3 separate regions of the Homo sapiens genome follow, and regions 2 and 3 are each linked to region 1. The links are chromatin contacts, found by Hi-C or POLR2A ChIA-PET in ENCODE. All regions are on one chromosome and are shown on one strand. Each heading gives the region's core, a stretch centred on a gene start or an enhancer-like site at or near the end of the contact. The rest is flanking DNA. Distances are from core to core; before and after follow the strand shown.

The links. Hi-C counts contacts between places; a loop is a spot of excess contacts on that map. ChIA-PET counts read pairs that join two places held with the same protein, here RNA polymerase II (POLR2A). Pooled maps may share reads with other maps.
Region 2: a loop to region 1 is called in a pooled map, with 2.2 times the contacts of the local background. The contact joins two enhancer-like sites. A Hi-C loop is called at or near these places in 2 of 50 pooled maps. POLR2A ChIA-PET finds 5 or more read pairs at or near these places in 4 of 52 experiments (HCT116, HEK293, HEK293T and 1 more).
Region 3: a pooled map shows a loop between it and region 1 (2.1-fold over the local background). The contact joins two enhancer-like sites. A Hi-C loop is called at or near these places in 1 of 50 pooled maps. POLR2A ChIA-PET finds 5 or more read pairs at or near these places in 4 of 52 experiments (HEK293, WTC11, activated T-cell and 1 more).

What each region holds. Positions count from the first base shown.
Region 1 is chr10:22,572,262-22,575,809 of GRCh38, forward strand. PIP4K2A (phosphatidylinositol-5-phosphate 4-kinase type 2 alpha) reads right to left here. Exons shown (of 10, transcript NM_005028.5): 5 at 1,050-1,196. Among named protein-coding and RNA genes, the nearest start is that of LINC03027, 140 kb to the left of the region's middle. Within about 2 kb of position 1,615, at least 3 of the 41 ENCODE cell types and tissues checked have a DNase peak (open chromatin) inside an H3K27ac peak, as active enhancers do.
Region 2 is chr10:22,764,686-22,768,233 of GRCh38, forward strand. No RefSeq gene overlaps it. Among named protein-coding and RNA genes, the nearest start is that of PIP4K2A, 52 kb to the left of the region's middle. Within about 2 kb of position 1,671, at least 3 of the 41 ENCODE cell types and tissues checked have a DNase peak (open chromatin) inside an H3K27ac peak, as active enhancers do.
Region 3 is chr10:22,741,006-22,744,553 of GRCh38, forward strand. No RefSeq gene overlaps it. Among named protein-coding and RNA genes, the nearest start is that of PIP4K2A, 28 kb to the left of the region's middle. Within about 2 kb of position 1,891, at least 2 of the 41 ENCODE cell types and tissues checked have a DNase peak (open chromatin) inside an H3K27ac peak, as active enhancers do.

The DNA of each region.
Region 1 (3,548 bases), core at 365-2,864:
AGCAGTAACAGACAATACAGAAACAAGGGGCATCGTGGTATTCCAATAAAAATGTATTTATAAAATTGGCCCAGCCAGCCGCGGTGGTTCATGCCTATAATCCCAGCACTTTGGAAGGCCAAGGTGGGTGGATTGCTTGAGCTCAGGAGTTCAAGATCAGCCTGGGCAACATGGTGAAATCCTGTCTCCACCAAAAAATACAAAAAATTAGCTGAGCATGGTGGTGCGTGCCTGTGGTCCCAGCTACGTGGGAGGACTGCTTGAGCCAGTGGGGCAGAGGTTGCCATGAGCCAAGATTGAGCCACTGCGCTCCAGACTGAGCAACAGAGGAAGACTCTTTCTCAAAAAAAAAAGAAAAGAAAAGAAAAAAAAGTCCCTCAAGTAGGATTTGGAATTCAGGAAAGTCATAGTTTTCCAACCCCTAACTTGAACATTCTCCCCTGAATTGGTGATACCAGAAGCCAGATTATGTCACTCCACTCTCAGAATTTCCAGGGGCCCCCCTTTATCTCCAAGCCTTTGAAATGGTCTCTGTACTTACAGTTCCCTCTGCCAGCAATATTCTTCCTCAGCTCATTTCCTCATCTCCTTCAAGTCTGCTCCAATGTCATCTTTCTCAGGGGAACCTTCCCTGACAGGACTATTTAAAACCCTCCCCCTCTTTAATTCTGTCTATAGCACTTACCACTTCTGGGTATGCTCTATGACTAACTTATCACTTTTACTTACTGCCTGTCTTTACCCACCAGAATGTCAGCTCCCCGAGTGCAGGTTTGGTTTGTTCATCCCATCACTTCCAGCATCTAGAACAGTGCCTGGTATGCAGTTGGCTGAATATTTAAGTAGATGTGATATCTCTAACATGTGCCAGTGTTTTTTGGTGAGGCCAGCAAGCACTTATTGCCTCACAGGAAGGAATACACTGCTACTTGTCTGGTAGCTTTAAGTGCTGAGCGGCTCCTAAGCATTTCTGATGATCAATGACAACATTTACAATGTAGAAGAGTAAGCTTGAGTTACTTTACAAAAATTCATAAAATCAGTCTCACCTTTAAGTCGTATTTCCTATACACAGACAAACGGTGGCTGAATACATTTCTTGTAACTATCACATATATTTCAACTCCATCAACATTAAGCCGGTACATGCCCAAGAACTGGGGAAGAAGGGTGATCCCATGACATTCCACTATGTACTGCATAGGAGAGAAAGAAAAAGGAAAAAAACATCCAATCAAAAGATTGCTTCCTTAGATGTAAAATACATACGCCTATGGTGTTCATACAAAGTGAAAACCTCCAGCCATTAGGGTCTTATTTACAGAAAATGACCACATTTGTACTGCTTACCAATCACATCTGTGTTCACCATCTCTACACAGAAAAGAAAATTCAATTTTATCTCCAAACAGATTTTTTTCCAACATTCCAAATGGAATTTGTATGGTCAAACCTTGGATATGATCGTGTAAGGCAAGAGGACATGTGACTATCTTTCTCAAATTCCTTTTAAGGGATATTACACTCCACCTAGCGCCTCTGTCTTCTACCCCCAAAGCCCTGACTACAAGGCTGAGGCAGAGCAACCTGGCTGCTAAAATAGCTTCTCTAACAGTGTTGAAGTCGAGATGAAAGAGGAAATTGTGGGGAGCCCAGTGTTAGAAGCTGGGAGGGCAGAGCTAAGCTTCTCAAGAGAGCAGGGGAGAAGGGGGCAACCCCTGTGACCATAGCACCCTCGCTCCTGCTCTGCCGGCAGATGGGGACTGCCTTGTCCCTGCTGGTTTCCACCAAGTTAACTGGACAAGCCCAGGGTTGACACCATTTCCGAGGAGAGTTGCAAAAAAAACACAACACGACCTTGGCTGTTTTTCATGACCAAACTCCAGAGGGCCACAAGATGGAGCCACTTCTCCCTGAGAGCAGATTTTCATAAAACGGGTCCCTCTGCACTTCCCAAAGGAAGCTTAGGTTTTCCTTCCTTTAAAATCATGGGGAAGTAATATTTCAAAAAAGCTCTATGTCCACTGACACGTGTGCAATCTCCAGGATAATAAACAGCATAAATGGTGAGATTCCATTACTGTAAACACCATACATGTTGGGCATATTCAGAGATGCTAATGATGCAATTGGAGGGAATTCTGATCCTTTTCTACTATACTGCTTGAATTTTTCATTTTCTGTTTTTTTTTTTTTTTACAATGAGCATTTTATAAAAAATACAAAAGTAATTAAAATGTCCTTTCAAACTTCTTAGTTGTAAATACTGTTAATAATCAATTCTGATAATATTTAACCACCTTAAGAATGAAAAAGTCTTTGGTTTTGATCATTAAAGATAAACAGCATTGGTACTTGATTCTGATTTTTGCCATCTAGAGTTTTGGCAAGTTTTAAAGATGCCTCTTCCCTTTCTTTTTTCTTATTGACAATAACTGAGCTATAAATTTTAATCTCATGTAATTCCTGAGTAGAGTTTCACCTTGTTATTTGAAATTAGATGAGTGAAACATTTTCTATTTCCTTTCAAAATATAATAAATTGAGTTTTGCTAATGCAAAACAGGCAGTAAATAGCCACTGGGTGAAAAGAAAATTTCTCACATCTGATCTAGAGAAATGAAAAGGGGTTCTTGGCCTCTGTAGAAAGGTGGTTGGATGGGCCTTCAAACATGGAGACTGAGGAAGTCTAGTCTCCACGTGCAGTAGAGAGAACGTAGGTTTGCGAGCCAGAAAGGTGTGTGTGTGTGTCCTGGCGCCTCCATTTACGAGCTGTGAGATCTTGGGCAAGTTACCAAATCACTCCACAGTTTAGCTTCATTTTCCAGAAAAAGAGCCTAATTCCTACCTTGAAGGTTGTTTTGAGGGTTACAGGTAAGAGTATGTCAAAATACTTCACACGGTGCTGTGTACTATACTATACTGAAGATGATAATGATTATTTTCATTCAAAACTCTGTTAAGAAATTTTAATGTTACACCTGTTTTGTGCTCCCAACTGACATACAGACATGTACTGAGTGGGGTCTGCTCCGAGGCAGTTATTTTTGAGGCCCACAAGACACAGTCCCTGCCCCAGGGGACACACCGATTTTGGTTTTGCTGCTCAACCCCTCACTGAGCTCCCATCACGAACTACCTTTACAGAATCCCGCCATTCCTCTCTGATTCAAGTTGCTGTGCAGAGCCACAGAAAGCTATGTCTCACAGCGACAAAGAACCATTATTCATGCTACAAATATGGTCAAGAAATCTTTTGAATATTATACAGCAAATCATTGACTAGTTGTCCCCCCTTAGGAAAAAACACCCATACAGATTACATTCTATACCTCCCCTACCTTAAACATTAGCTAAATTATTACACTGAAAAGAGACAGATCAAATCTGTCTACTTTGCCAGGCGCGGTGGCTCACGCCTGTAATCCCAGCACTTTTGGAGGCCAAGGCAGGTGGATCACGAGGTCAGGAGTCCAAGATCAGCCTGGCCAAGATGGTGATACCCCATCTCTACTAAAAATACAACAATTAGCTGGGTGTGGTGGTGCA
Region 2 (3,548 bases), core at 421-2,920, 190 kb after region 1:
CATTTATGACTCGCTGTGTTATTCCCAGTTATGACCTACAGAGTAAATCAAAATAATAACACAGACAAATAAGCCTGAGAAAGGGTTCAGTCAATGATCCAGGAGGGAGGAGCCGGATGTGAGGATCAAGAATCAAGCAAAACAACTAGAGTGCCAGGAACAGAAACTCAGGCTTCCAAGATGGGAGGAATCTGACAATTCTGCCAAACACTATCTAATTCACCCAAGACTGTTGAAGATGGCTGCACTCTCATCAGTGGTTAAGACCCACAGGTCTTCAGGGAACTTTAAAACTTCATCTCAGGCAAAATCTTCTGAAATGTGACATGAAATTGGTGGTAGTCCTATGGAGAAGGAAGCCTGCATTATATAGTTCCCCTAAATGACAAGCTGTGTACATGTAACACACATGCACACACACATATTGTGAGGGTGTCTTCATTTGAAGTTAACTGCTAGGAAACAGGCCATCACTTTATACTAGGCATTGATGTTCTCACATCCAGGGGTCATTGATGCACAGGGATCTTTTTGTCTCTTTGGCATGTACAGTATATGTCAGCTCTAACAAGTTCTCCATCTATTCCACATGGAAAGGGAAGTCCAAGACTGTTTACAGAAGAGAAAGAATTCAGGGTAATTTTTGTTCTGAGGTTCTGTTTTCCTTCTGGTCTAGTTTAGTGGAGAGACTGAAGTATTATAAATGTCCACTTAGATGTGCTGCTCTCACTTCAAAGCATAAGATTCTCCAAATATATTTATCAAATGAAGAAAGGAGGCTGGGCGCAGTGGCTCACACCTGTAAGTCCACCACTGTGGGAGGCCAAGGTGGGCAGATCACGTGAGGTCAGGTGTTTGAGACCAGCCTGGCCAACACGGTGAAATCCCATCTCTACTAAAACTACAAAAATTAGCCGAGTGTGGTGGTGTGTGCCTATAATCCCAGCTACTTGGGAGGCTGAGGCAGGAGAATCGCTTGAGCCTGGGAGGCGGAGGTTGCAGTGAGCAGAGATGGAGCCACTGCACTCCAGCCTGGGCAACAGATTAAGATTCTGTCTCAAAAAAAAAAAAAAAAAAAAAAAAAAGAGAAAACACATGATATATTTGCATATTTCCATTGCTAGTAATAGATTAGTGTATAAACATAACGTTAAAAAATAAACTGATGCCAGTCGCATGGTGTATCTTAAATGCAAATGTCTTCCAGACCAAAATTACCAGTGTCTCTAGAGCAATGATATAAATAACATGTGCTTACTTTTCAACTTACAAAAGAAATGACAAGACTAATGAGTTTTTGGTAGTCTCATAAATACCATGTCTGAAAATAGTTCATCAGTTTTTGGGACTCATCCATGAAATGCTTACATATTGTTTCAGTAAGGTACACATTTTGTCACACTTTAGCGGTTTGGAAAGAGTACCATCAATAATGAGATTAAGGAGAATTGTACAATTTGCATGGGAATTTAGGTATGAGAGAATTCTCCTAACATGTAAAATATCTGCAATTCTGACATCTTAGTACATTTGCATGAAGGTAACTGAGGGCCAAAAAAGAAAAAGGCGCTATATTGTGTCAAACATGAGACCTCCCCTGAAATTCCCATTTCGGTTACACACTGTTTGCTACATCTGAAGATGAAATTGTTCTCTCACTTCCTTTTCTTTTGTTCCAAATCTGACCTCTGAAGACAGGCTAAATGGGCACCCAAAGAGGAAGAACATATTTGCAGCCTAGACCATTGCAGTTGCTATGTTAGGTGGTACAGAAGTCTTTTGTCTTGGCCAACAGTGCTGTAGTCAAGTCCTACATTCTGTGTGGGAGGCCAAGAAAGAGGCAATAACATATTTTAATATTTCGACCCTTCTTTGAAGTCAATATGAGTGTGGAGCGAGGTGTTTTGTAGCTATTAAATATATCTATCAAGTAAGACATTTTAGCTCCTGTAAAAATATATTATTTTTTGAAAGCTTATTATTGTTCTCAATTCTGATTCTAGGTAGCCGCTATCTTGCTAAAATAAATAGAAACAATGTTTAACAACTTTTAGGTTGTGTTCATAACATGCCAGATTTTAAAGTAGCCCAGACAGTTACGAGGACCTCTGAATTTTCAGTCTAACTTAATATTTCCTGAAAGGTCTGCCAAAAACTGCAGAGGGGGAATGCCAATTTTAAGTGCGTGTGAAGTTGGGAGGAGACAGGGAGAACTTTGCCTCTTTCTGTTCCAGATTAGGATACATAAAGAGTCAAATTTATTCTGGGCTGCCCTTTGCTAGAAACTGACAGCCCAGGCAGCTAACTCCTGGCCTCAGTGGAAGTTGCCTTAAAATCAAAGAACCTGTCCCTCTAGGAGGTAGGAAGGAAGGGGATCAGAGACAAACTAGGGGGCTCCTTTGCATATATTTCCAGGGATCAATCGCTTGTTGATATAGCTGGCTTTGCAAGTAGATCACAACTTGAAGTGTTTGAAAAAAATTACTTCCTTTTTAATCTTCCAAAGATGTTTTTAATACTGTTTCTCAGCGGAGGCCAATGGTGGAAATACCAATAAAATCTGCTGTTTGAAGAGCCAGTCCTCCCTAGGTCCTGCATCCTAGGCTCTGCTGTGCCGAAAGCATCCTTTTCCTGTGTTCCATAGAAGTAGTGGTTCATTCCATTTATTTGGCATAAAGGATATGCTAATTGTATTGCTAAATATTATTTTTATTTGCAAACAGATGGGAGAAAAGTTAAAGTGTTGTTAAATATTTGTAGGCTTCTGTTCTGTCTCCATAACTGAGTTGTAACTTTAGAGCCAGGTAGTCAAGAGTGTTGGCTCCAGTCCCATTGCCTGGGTTTAATATTGAGCTTTTTCTTCTCCTAACTGTAACCACATTATCCAACTTTTCTAAGCCTCAACTTAGCCATTCGTAAAATGAGAATCATCACAGTACTTCCCTGTAGAGTTATTGTGAAGATAAAGAAGATAGCATGTAAAGTGCTTAGCAGATGTGCCAGGCACATTGGAAGCAGTCAGTAAATGTTACCTATTATTAATTAATGTGTCCTTTGAGTAAGGAAGGCGTTTCTACTGTAGCAGAGGCAAAATACTGTAAAATCAGATTCTATCAGGTACCTGGCCATCTTCCTTTTGGTGACCCAAGTTGATGGGGAATTTGGAAGGTAGTGGTGGTTTGAAGCTGTTTCCTCCCTGTCATCTATTAAGGGAAAAGAGAAAAAAGAAGAGTGGTCTGGCTCTGAGAAAACCAGGTCAAGCTTTGTTTCCCATTTAGACATTCTGTGTATAAATGCATATCATGATTCCCAGAATTCCTTCATGACAGCTCCCTGAGTTAATGGTCAAGGAGGATTTTCTCAGGCTAGGCATACCCGGATCTGCCTCAGAAGAGATCGCCAAATAGTTCCTATTTTTGGCCTTTGGCTTAGAAAAAGGGGACAAACTGCTTTTCTCAAAAAGCTTTCTGGGACATTAAACAACTTTTTTTTTTTTTAAGAAGAGGAGATTGTTTAAAAAGGAAACAGCCTAGAAGGCTGTCCAATTT
Region 3 (3,548 bases), core at 641-3,140, 170 kb after region 1:
TGGAGTATTACCTGCCATAACCCCAAGCTCTCATTAACATTTTTGTTGCTAAATTATGTTATCAGAATCTCTGGTTGAATATAAATATTGAATTTCCTCCAAAGAGACTTTGTGAAATACAAATAGTATATAATCTTTTTCTGATGTGCTTCAGTAAAACAAATAAACAACTCAATCAGTATCTCAAAGTGACATACAAAGATTGTTAATATTACAAAAAGCTTTCTTTGTTTAGAAATTGATTCTTCTTAGGAATGGATTATCCTATTAGATTAAAATAACACTAAATTTAATAAATTTCATTTACATGTTACTGTAAATACACTCATGTATTTACTCGTAGGGGAGAGCATGAGGTTGTAGAGTTGGGGTCTTGTCTTAGTTTTGTCTCTAAACCTTTGTAATTTTAGGTAAATTATTTAATCTGCAGAAGGCTCATTTGTTCATCTGTGCATAGACGGTCTGGAGAAAAACATCTCTAAGTTTCATTCAGCAGTAAATTTACAGATTCTCTTTTAAGGAATACACCTATGGTAAAAAAAAAAAAGGGTATATATCAAAATAGAACTATCAAACCTTTAGCTAGAGTCTCAATTAATAAAAATTATAGAAAAAAATTACCTATATCTACCTGGTTATAGGCAGAAGTCAGACTAGTTCACTGCATTTCCTATTTTGTTACAGTTCATTTCTAATTAAAAATATAATAAAATGAAATGACGGATCTGAAATCCTTTTAATAAAATAGTTGTTTAAAAGACTAAGAAGAGAGAAACTGGCAAACAATTGTGCTCATGATTAGCTCAACATTAGAAAACTACAAAGGGGTCGGGTGCGGTGACTCATGCCTGTAATTCCAGCACTTTGGGAGGCTGAGGTTGGTGGATCATTTGAGGTCAGGAGGTTGAGACCAGCCTGACCAACATGGTGAAACCCCATCTCTACTAAAAATACAAAAAAATTAGCTAGGCATGGTGGCACACGCCTGTAATCTCAGCTACTTGGGAGGCTGAGGCTGGACAATCTCTTGAGCCCAGGAGGTGGAGGTTACAGTGAGCCGGGATTGTGCCACTGCACTCCAGCCTGGGCAACAGAGCAAGACTCCATCTCAAAACAAAACAAAACAAAACAAAACCAAAAAAAAAAAAAAAAACTACAGAGGAAGAGAAAGGCATCCTTAACATTTGGTACATAGAGTATTTTCTTGCTTAATTTTTCCTCCCTTTTGAATGCTTTTATGTATAATTCTCTGAAAGACAGAAGCCAGAGGTAATTCTAAACATGTTTTAGTTGATCAGCTCAATAATCAACATTTATTTAGCAAATGAATGAATTTGTTCCAGGTTTGGCAGCAACATTTTCAGTTGGTAATAGGGATCTTGCATGTCCCATTTGCTTAATTAGCTATTCTAGCCTTTAAAAAAATTGGGGTTAACGTTTCATTTTAGTTAAGTAGAATACGGGAATAAATTAGACTTAACCTATACTGGTATTCTTTACTGATATGAGTGGCAATAAAAATTACCAAAATAACCAATTCCACATATGCATAGAAATGAGAGGCCAAATAGCATTGTGGGAAGAGGACAAGAATCTGAATGGGGCTTAAAAATCATTCAAAGTAGAAATTCAAATACAAAATGGACACTGTGTCTGGATTTTTAGCCTTATAAATTGCCTTCCTGAAACTTATGCCATATTAACTTTAAGAATTTTAAGACATACACACATCATTACAAATAATCCTTTGAGGAAAAGTAATTCATAACACTCACAGCATATGTCATTTTGAATTGAGTGTTTCTTGTGTCTTATCTTTTGACCTGTTAGCTATGTTTGGTGTTGGGGGTTACTTCCTCCTTCTTGAAACTCTTCCCTCCTCTAATTCTAAGACTGGCTCTTTCTTACTTCTGCTTTCATTCCTCTGGGTAGTCCTCACTGCCCCTTGCCCTACTTGTTCCTCTTGCCTCTTAAATGTGATTCTCTTTCAGCTTCCATCTTTAGCCTTCTCTTCTTACTCTGCCCACTCTCATCTACTTCTATGGTTGAGATTGCTCTTAAGCATATACTCGGTGAACTCCCAACTCTACATGTTTCATAGGGTTTAGATCTGTGTCCCCACCCAAATCTCATGTTGAATTGTAATCCCTAATGTTGGAAGTAGGACCTGGTGAAAAGTGATTGGATCATGGGGTCAGAGTTCTCATGAATGGTTTGGCACTATCCCCCCTTGGTACTGTATAGTCAGTGAGTTCTCATGACATCTAGTTGTGTAGTGTGTAGCAGCTCCCACCACCCAGCTTTCTCCTGCTCCAGCCACAAGACATGCCAACTACCCCTTTGCCTTCTCCCATGATTGGAAGTTTCCTGAAGCCTCCCCAGAAGCCAAGCAGATGCCACCATGCTTCCTATACAGCCTGAGGAACTGTGAACTAATTAAGTCTCTTTTTTTTATACATTACCCAGTCTCAGGTATTTCTTTATAGCAATGTGAGAACTAAGACCTCCTTGTCAAATCTCCAGCTCTTTTCCAAGTGTTAGATTCATGAATGTTCCTCAAACTCAACAAATCTACAATGAAACGCATTATTTTTTTCTAATAACCTGATGATTTTTTTTTTAATTTTGCTTTCATGGGTCTCAATTCCTGAGAAGACCCCACACGAGTCTCTGTATTTTAAGTCCTAAAGCTACTTTCCAGCCCCCAGTGGCCAACCCATGCAGTTTTTTCCTTGCCACAGGTCCCAAAGAGGCAATGATCATCACTTTATCCCTTGGGGTTTCTGCTGTGCACAGGACTCAATATCCTCTCGCTGCCTCATCCCAAAAAGCAAAAGGTCTTCTTTTTTTACTTTCTTAATTAAAGCATTGTATCAGGGAACAGAAAGTATATTCTCAAAATAACACAATGGGAAGTGAAATCATTCTTTAACAAATATTCGTGGATTACTACTTACTCTGTGCCAGGTGCTGGAAAAGGGGACATTGGCCTTTAGTTGACCTCTAAGTCTTGGGGGAAGAGGTGTATGGAAGGGAGGATTTGAGCTTAAGCAAATAATCACAGAAACACACATGACATTCCAACTGCACCAAGGGCCATGAAGAAGTGGTTCACAGAGTGAGTCCATAATGGGCATAATGGGGCAATGTAGTCTAGGCAAGTAGCTTGTGAGAGGCTTCTCTGAGGTATCTTATCCTGAGCCAATATCTGAAAGATAATGTGGTAGATTGATTGTGAAACTTGTCCTGACTCTTTCCGTCCTTTTACAAGGTGACTCTGTGACTCTTGCCATCAGGAGAATCTTTTTCATGATCTTTTACATTTGGGCTGACTTTGTGACTTACTTTAGCCAATAGAATGCAGGAGAAGTGATATTCAGTCTGTCAGTTCTGAATGTAGACCTTAAGAGGCTTAGTGTGTGGCCATGGAATGGAACCAAGCTGGAAAACACTCTGCAGGATATTATCCAGGAGAACTTCCCCAATCTAGCAAGGCAGGCCAACATTCAAATTCAGGAAATACAGAGAACGCCACAAAGATACTCCTC